3 separate regions of the Homo sapiens genome follow, and regions 2 and 3 are each linked to region 1. The links are chromatin loops, found by intact Hi-C in ENCODE. Cell type or tissue: endothelial cell of umbilical vein. All regions are shown on one strand.

Region 1 (2,500 bases):
ATGTCATTCCCTATCACATCCATGTCAGTGCACCCTTGAGTGTCCTAAGTATTAGGGTGAACTATATGAAATTCCTTTGCTTTTGGTAAAAAAAAAAAAAAAATAGCCAAGCAGCAGCAGTTTCTTACAGCGTAACCTATACTTTGTTTCCTGAAGATGCTATTTCTAGCATCTTTTTCTTTCCAAATATTTTTGGGAATATTTGTAATAAAAAATAAGCATAGTTTACCTGTTTCGGTCTCTCCTACCTGAAATTATAGTAATAGAAGCTTAATTAATAAATATCCACTGGAATCAGATGTCGGGAGAAAGTGGCCAAAGGAAGCTGCCTCTGGGTATCACTGTCCAGGTCCCCATCATAGTATCTTTCTAGAATCTTAGGGATGGCGGTACTGTAGGTGAGACTTCCGAGATATTTGTGGCTGTCCTTGACATTCTGTCCACCATTTTTTTTTTCTGGTCATAACACACAAGCTCCAAATCATCTACATTAGAAAGCCAATATCTAGTCCTAAACATTACGTTTTCATTCATAGTTGAAAGAAACTCAGTGTCCCACTGTCAGCTCTGAAAATAGACTATTAAAATAGAATTACATACCAAGTGCAATTAAGAACAAATCAGCCAACTTGGTGCAAAGTTTCAGCTTTTTTAGGAAAGCAAGACATCCTTTGAACCATTTGCTTTAAATTCTAATGTTACTGTAAAAATATTTAATAACTCAAAAGGTGCTGTTTCTTTTATAACATAGTTGAATACATTTTCCTTCTTCAATAGTTCTCTTTATATTTGTATAAATATCAGCTTGTGTGTACGCCATTAATTTTATGGTACTTACAATGAATGTGAAGGAAAGCTCTGTAATTGGGGTTAGATACTTTTATTATGAAATGCATGCCCTAGTTTAGTGCATACATTAAAACATTATAACTAGGTTTGAATTTCTAATTTCATTTTTGTCTGAAATCAAAGAAATTTTATCTAGACTATCATACCTAAAGAAAACAAAATAAATACGAAAGCTCGCACTGTAACAAATAAATCTCATGTATTCCTTTATAGTGGAGAGAATTGCTTTGCAAAGGAGTCCAGGTCCCACCGGAAGGACCCCCTTCCATACACCGTAGCAATTCCGTAGCAGCCTCGACTCTCCCCTCGACGGACAGCAGATGGCGCTGCGCTTCCCATTTTGCCGCCTCGGTGGCGGGACAGGAATCCAACTTTGGCAGAGCTGAGTTGAAGATTGCAAGCGACCTATTCCGAGCTGGGTGAGCAAAGGAAACTACGCATTTAGAATCACAGTTTACCTCGCTTCATACTGATCTGTGCTCTGGAGGACGTGCAGTTTCTGTTACATGTGATCCAGGGGGCTGCGTGTGTTGGATTAACCGGGCTCATTACGTCTTACAAATTGCTTGTCAGGAGAAGGCAGCTCGGGGCAGGTTGAAAGACTGTTATCAGCAGCACTCAACAAACATCAGCGAACGGACACTCTCTTCTTCATCATAACCAATTTGTATTTATGAAAGATCCCTTGGTGCTCTTTAGTGGGCTGCAGTGAGAAGATGTGATTTGGAACTTTGAGAAGTTTGTGGTCAAGAAGGTGACCTGCAGATATTCAGTCAAAACTAAACAACCACAGCCACACTTCTCTGCGTTCCTGCTTCATCCACTCATTGTGCCCAGGGCTCCCCAGCAATCTCTCCGCTCTTTAGTCTTTTGGTTTGTGTCTGCTTTCTTCTTCTAGGTCTGTTCCTTTGGCTAAATTTGCATGTGTTGACCGTGGCAAACAGATATATTTAGCTTTATTTTCTTAAATAACTTATAGAAATGCTTTTTGGGTGGGAAAGTGATGACATTAAGTATAATAATCATGTAGTTTTCAGCTAGTTGGGATCTTAGGGATTATTTAACTCAACTGATTAAATAATACTGTGAGAAAGTGACGCCTGGCCATGTGCAATGCCGTGCTCAGTTCACATAGAGGCAGAGTGAGAACTCTGACCCAGGTTTCTTGAGGATCAGTCTAACAACCCATCTGATGTTATGCTCGATTATATTTTTAAACAAGTACAGATCATAAATGTCAAGGTTAATTTATTTCCCTGCCATGCGGATCATGGATGGATATTGGTCACACTCATCGCACAGCCATACGTGCAAATCCCTCCCCACCATTCCCATCAGAGTCAGTGGCTTGGTTCTCTTTGCTGCTGTTCCCTTTGTTCACACCTATACCAGGCACTAGCCCCGTTGTGCTGGAGTTTCCTCTCTAGACTATGAGATTGCTAGGAACAGGCATGCCATCTCACTCATGTTTGTGCCCTCTGTGCCCTGCGTAGTGCCTGACACCTCATAAGCTCTCAGAAATGTTGACTGAATGAATGAACTTTTGGTGGAGACTACCTTGAACATAGCAAACCAGGGTACGGTGGGAAGCCCTCCTCAGGCTCTGGACATAGAGACACGCTGGAAATATAAGAGAAAGCCTTGAATGTAT
Region 2 (2,500 bases), 580 kb after region 1:
CTCCTAGTAGGCCTCACTTTTATTCTCCTTTTACATTCTTTTGACCACTAACTTAGGCTTTTCAGCAGCCTCCTGGTTGGTTTCGCTTGTTGTAGTCTTGCTGTAGTGCACCATCCCCAAATCAAGCCCAATTGGCCCCAAACACACACCATAACCAAATCTACAATTGAACTCTTATCACAGTTCTCTTTCTCTTAAAAAAATGAACAGAAAATTGGAAGATGGGAAATTCTTTAGGGTCTGTCTTGAGCACTGTCAGGCCATACCCAGGGAGTCTGCCTCTTACTTTAGCATTTAGCGATACCTATTGCTTATAGTTTCCAACTCCCAATCCATTGACATCTACTGCCTGTTTACCACTTCCACTGGCTTTTTAAAAACCCTTTCATCATTTTAGTTTCTCCTCCCTTCTTCTCCCCCACTCCCCAAGCTCCCATCATGCTGAGCAGCACCTTTGCATTTCCATAGCTGTCTGTCAATATCTCTGTTGACTCAATATTTACCAGGTTAAATTGAACATTCTCTGTTTATGCCTCTCTTATGCTACCAGACTGTGCATTTCTCAAAAGCAAGGACTATCACATGGCAAAGTCCAGGGCTTGGCACATATTAAGCAATCAGAGCTGACACAGAGTTTTTGAACTGAACCACATGTCTAGAGTTTAAGACATCTGCTGAGTAGTTGATAAAAGCAAGCCATTACTATAGTGCATCCTCACTTGTTATTCTGATTTTAAGGAACAGACACCTCATTCTAGCAAATAAAATAGAGGTTTATCATAGGAAGGTATTGGAACTGGGGAAATAAAGCCATTCTGAGGACTTGCTATTTATTTCTTAGCCTTTCTCATTACCCATCTGTTTCATTTCTTAGATGTCTCTGATTCTCTTGGTAGGTCAGATCCTCATAGATATGGTGGAACACAAACCCCCAAGCTCCCCCACCAACATTCCTTTGTACCCTTGCCCCATTACTAGTGTCCTACTTCACAATATAAATTTCTGAGACTGAAAAAACCTAACTGAACCCTCAACTTTATGCACAAGGTGCTTGTCCCTGGTTTAATCAGCTGTTAGATATAAAGTAGAGAGGAAGACAGAGTGATATGGGCCTTCGCCAGCAGCTGTGGATGGGGTAGTTTAATTCTAAAGAGGCTGCAGATGAGCAGGGCATCCTGGTGAGTCCTAATGAGGATCTGCTGTGAGAGTGAAGGTGAAAGGACAAACAAGCACCTGGCCTGCCCTCCAGATGCTTATAATTCACTCATACAGAATTGACTATAATACCAGGCAGGCAAACATGAAAAGGAGTCCGAAGGTGGGAGAGATTAATTTTTTTAAAAAAAGAACAATAAATGCAGAAATTTCTCTGCACAAGGAGACATTTGAATAACTAGTGATAGAAGAAAATAGTGGCAGAGATGATTACAAGGTGTATTCCACAGAGGCTGAAGAAAAGTGGAAGTAAGTTACAAGGGTCCAAATTGGGAGGCCTACCTTAAGAGAAAAGCAAAAAATAGAGTCTGGAGCAATTACAAATTGCATTAGAGGAAGAATAGGAAGAGAGACAATTGGAAAGAAACCTAGAAGCCACTCAAGAGGGCCTTTAATACTGGAATAAGACATGTTTTCTTCATTTTATAGTAATTGGGAGCCATTAAACATTTTCTAGAAAATTATTCCAGCAGCAGCCATCAGGGTGGAGTGACACAATGGCAAATTCTAAGAGGGAAAATTCTTACGGTATCAGAGAGAGTTAATCAAAGGAGTTGTGACTGTGGGAAGGCAGGAATTGATGCTGGGAATGTGCACAAATAAGAGAGCCAGGGGAGCCACTGTGTGAGTGGAGAAGGCAGAAGTGGCCCTTTTCATTCAGTGGTTTTGAGTTTTGTTGAAAGCAAAAGGGAGGGTGAGACCTTCACTGGCGCTAAGGAACATGGGAAAGGGATAAAGTCTGGGGGAAAATGTTAAGAGACTATGAGTAGGGGTTACATAGTATGAGACAAAATAAATTTCTGAAAGATCTGGGACAGCACCCAGAGAAGGGAGATTATATGAGATCCAAGAAACATTCTAGAATAGAGGAGACTTTAGCATATTTAAAAGCTATGGGAAGGGATCCTGTAACTATTTCATGGTATATTGTGATGATTAAATAAGATGATGCTTAGGGAAAAGTGCTTAGCACAGTGTCTGAATATTCTAACTTCTCATTGTCAGCTGCTGCCAATATTGTTACTTTCAATGCAGGTTCTGTTTCAGTTTATGTTACTAATTCACAGATGCAGGTGGTGGGGAGACCTCTTAGCTGTGCCAAACCATTCAAATTAATAAATGTACTCTCTGTTGTGCTACAGTATCCACTTAGAAGAGAACAGCAGTCACAGCAGTGACATTGTCTGAGAACTAGTGCTAGTCTACTTCTGGTTTTCCTGAGATTGAAGGCAAATTAATTTCTTTACCCTGATGTGGGAAGTGAATAAGAATAGAATCTTGCATA
Region 3 (2,500 bases), 500 kb after region 1:
ACTTTCTAGACGCTTCCACGTGAATGTTCCCATGTCTCAAATTGTCCACAAGCAAACCTATAGCTATGCTCCTTCTCCAGCATTTTCTTCCTCAGTCAACAGCATCTACATGAGAGGGACCTTTCAGCTAATTGGGAAAACTGGCAGCCATTTTTCTCTCAGGGCCACGAAATGATGGCATATATCTGAATATATACATATCTACCATGTATGTGCCAGTCAGGACTACACGTTCTCATATATTATCACATTTAATATTAACAAATATGTATTATTAATACTATCTTCTTTTCACAGATAAGGAACCCGAGGCTCAGAGGGGTCACACAGGACTAAGCACTGGAGTCTGATTTGAGTGCACTTCAGGCTGATTCCAAATATACCTAAATACAACTTCTCTTCCAATAAGAGTGATACAATTAGATGTCTAGTATCTTGGGAATAAAAGTTTTTGAAGGAATGACTTGTAAATTATTGGGCAAGTTATTTATAGGGAAGAGTGAATGAGGACTTAATGAGGGGAATTTATTTCATATAGTTGGAATATGAGCAAAATAATTTGGGGAATAGAAAGTCTTCTAGAATCCTTTTCACATGATTGATCTGATACTAATCAGCTACTGATCATTTTGAATTATAATATTATGAACGTCTATACTTTATTACCATACAGCTATGCACATGTTTAAGACCATTAAGGAAAGTGACAGGAAATGACCCTAAAGCTAATTTCCCAACATCTGAGAGAACGTATGGCTTTCTTTTCTTTTGGCAGACATAAAGAATAGAACCTGCATATAAAACGGCCAGTCCAGTATTGAAGTGGTGATAATGTTAATTCATTTCCTTCTGTAAGAATCAGATAGTAAAACTAATTGAATATTCACATGTGCTGCCACCTATATGAATTAATCTATGTCTGTGAATTAGTTTACCCATCCTACACTCGGTTGTATTGCATGAGAATGCATTCCAAAAAAATATGTTAAGGTGAATAAATCTAAAAGCTCATCATTTGGGAGACTTAGACCTTCAAGTTAACCCAGAAAAAAGTAAGTCATGGAAAGTCTGCTGGTCATGCAAATTATCTGAGTGAGACAAAGAGAAGTTTGGAGTCCCTTTCACTTTCATTTTGGAGGGAGAGATTTTGTTAATTTCTTTGTCTATCAGACAGGAAGTGATTAAATCATTATTAACTAAAAACATTTAGTGATGTCTCCACACAGGGAATCAGTTTTCTTTTGAATTTCCCAACTGCATTGCTCACATGCTCTTAAAGCATATTTACAACCTTTGCTTAAAAGGATTTGTAACTGTCTTTACTTGGCAGATAGCCATGTACAAGTCAAAGGAAGGAAAAATTCTTTAAGGATTATGAACTTCCTGGCTGCAAAAAAGGCTCAACAGCTGTCAGTGGATCCTCTAGTTACTCATAAACATTCCCTTGGAAAAACACTACCCTTCCAACGGCTATTTAGGAGTCTTAGGCCTCTCTCATAAGATAAACCACAGGTAATCACATAATATGTAGGATGTATTAGTTTTAATTTGTTTATAAAAACAAAGTGAAATACTATATCCTCTTGACAATTACACAGTCTAGGAAAGAACACATACTCAATTACATGCCAAAGGGGAAACTGAATAATGAAATACCAATAACAAGCATACAGTCCTTTTAAAATAATAAAAAAATCATTTCTTAAGAGAAAGAAGAAATTCTTGCCCAGCACTTGCCATTAACTAGCTGTGACAGGTGAATATTTAACCTTCACAGGCTTCAGTTTCCTCTGTCAAGTACATCTGATGTGCTTCTATAGCCTCCTTATGGTTCATATGCACCATGTCAAAGTTCTCTTCATTTTAACTCTCTTTGGTCCAAATATGATGTAATCGTTTTTAATCCATATGTGTTTTTCCATTATTTCAAATTTCTATCTCTAATATCTCTTATTGTGCCTTGATTACTAAAGAACTCTATTCATCTTATACAATGTATAACTTTTTTTTCCCAACAAGCTTTCTACAGCAAATTCCTATTTGGTAACTGCTTCTTATAGAATCCTTCATTCCTACTGAGAAGAATCTGGGACTTTAAAAACCTGGTATGCTCAAGAGAGCAAAAAGAGCAAATGGTGTCAATGTGTTTTACAGAATGAAGAAAAAGTATCAGATTTAACTTCTAACATTTTGCTACTATTGAAATGTTTTGCTAACAAATAGAAATATGAAAAGAGAATATCTGTAAGAGGGCAAGAACAATGAAATGAAAGCACAGGCAAAAGAATATTTGAGAGACTGGTCAATTTTAACTTCGGCTGGTGAATAACTTCTACTGCAGAGCTCCAACTTACAATTAGATTTCGGTTCCAAAACTGTGACTTCTATAATAGCTTGCATCAACACCAAATACAAACATATGTTGCCTTAAATGTCTTATTTTAAGTAATGAAATATGGACATTTAAAATTCAACGATGTCTAGAAGTGCTGTATCTCAG

Evidence for each region. Hi-C counts contacts between places; a loop is a spot of excess contacts. Peaks named below come from ENCODE experiments on the same cell type or tissue, not always from the same donor. Only the 100,000 strongest peaks of a DNase experiment are listed, where the experiment ranks them.
Region 2: it touches region 1 in a loop (4-fold over the local background); 3 of 110 quality-filtered maps call a loop at or near these places.
Region 3: a loop joins it to region 1, with 5 times the contacts of the local background. A loop is called at or near these places in 3 of 110 quality-filtered maps.

Annotation. Positions count from the first base shown.
Region 1 is chr12:42,023,057-42,025,556 of GRCh38, reverse strand. It overlaps LOC105378247 (a long non-coding RNA gene), which reads left to right. Exons shown (of 4, transcript XR_944875.4): 2 at 1,063-1,268. Among named protein-coding and RNA genes, the nearest start is that of GXYLT1, 120 kb to the left of the region's middle. In endothelial cell of umbilical vein, a CTCF peak has its summit at 1,163 (motif pointing right); a DNase peak (open chromatin) is centred at 1,366; H3K4me3 peaks cover 326 bases; H3K27ac peaks cover 390 bases.
Region 2 is chr12:41,441,209-41,443,708 of GRCh38, reverse strand. All of the region lies in intron 3 of PDZRN4 (PDZ domain containing ring finger 4), which reads right to left. Among named protein-coding and RNA genes, the nearest start is that of PDZRN4-AS1, 30 kb to the right of the region's middle. In endothelial cell of umbilical vein, no CTCF peak of the experiment used is centred here; no DNase peak of the experiment used is centred here.
Region 3 is chr12:41,520,914-41,523,413 of GRCh38, reverse strand. The region is part of intron 5 of PDZRN4 (PDZ domain containing ring finger 4); the gene reads right to left. Among named protein-coding and RNA genes, the nearest start is that of PDZRN4-AS1, 110 kb to the right of the region's middle. In endothelial cell of umbilical vein, no CTCF peak of the experiment used is centred here; a DNase peak (open chromatin) is centred at 1,343; H3K4me3 peaks cover 211 bases; H3K27ac peaks cover 2,193 bases.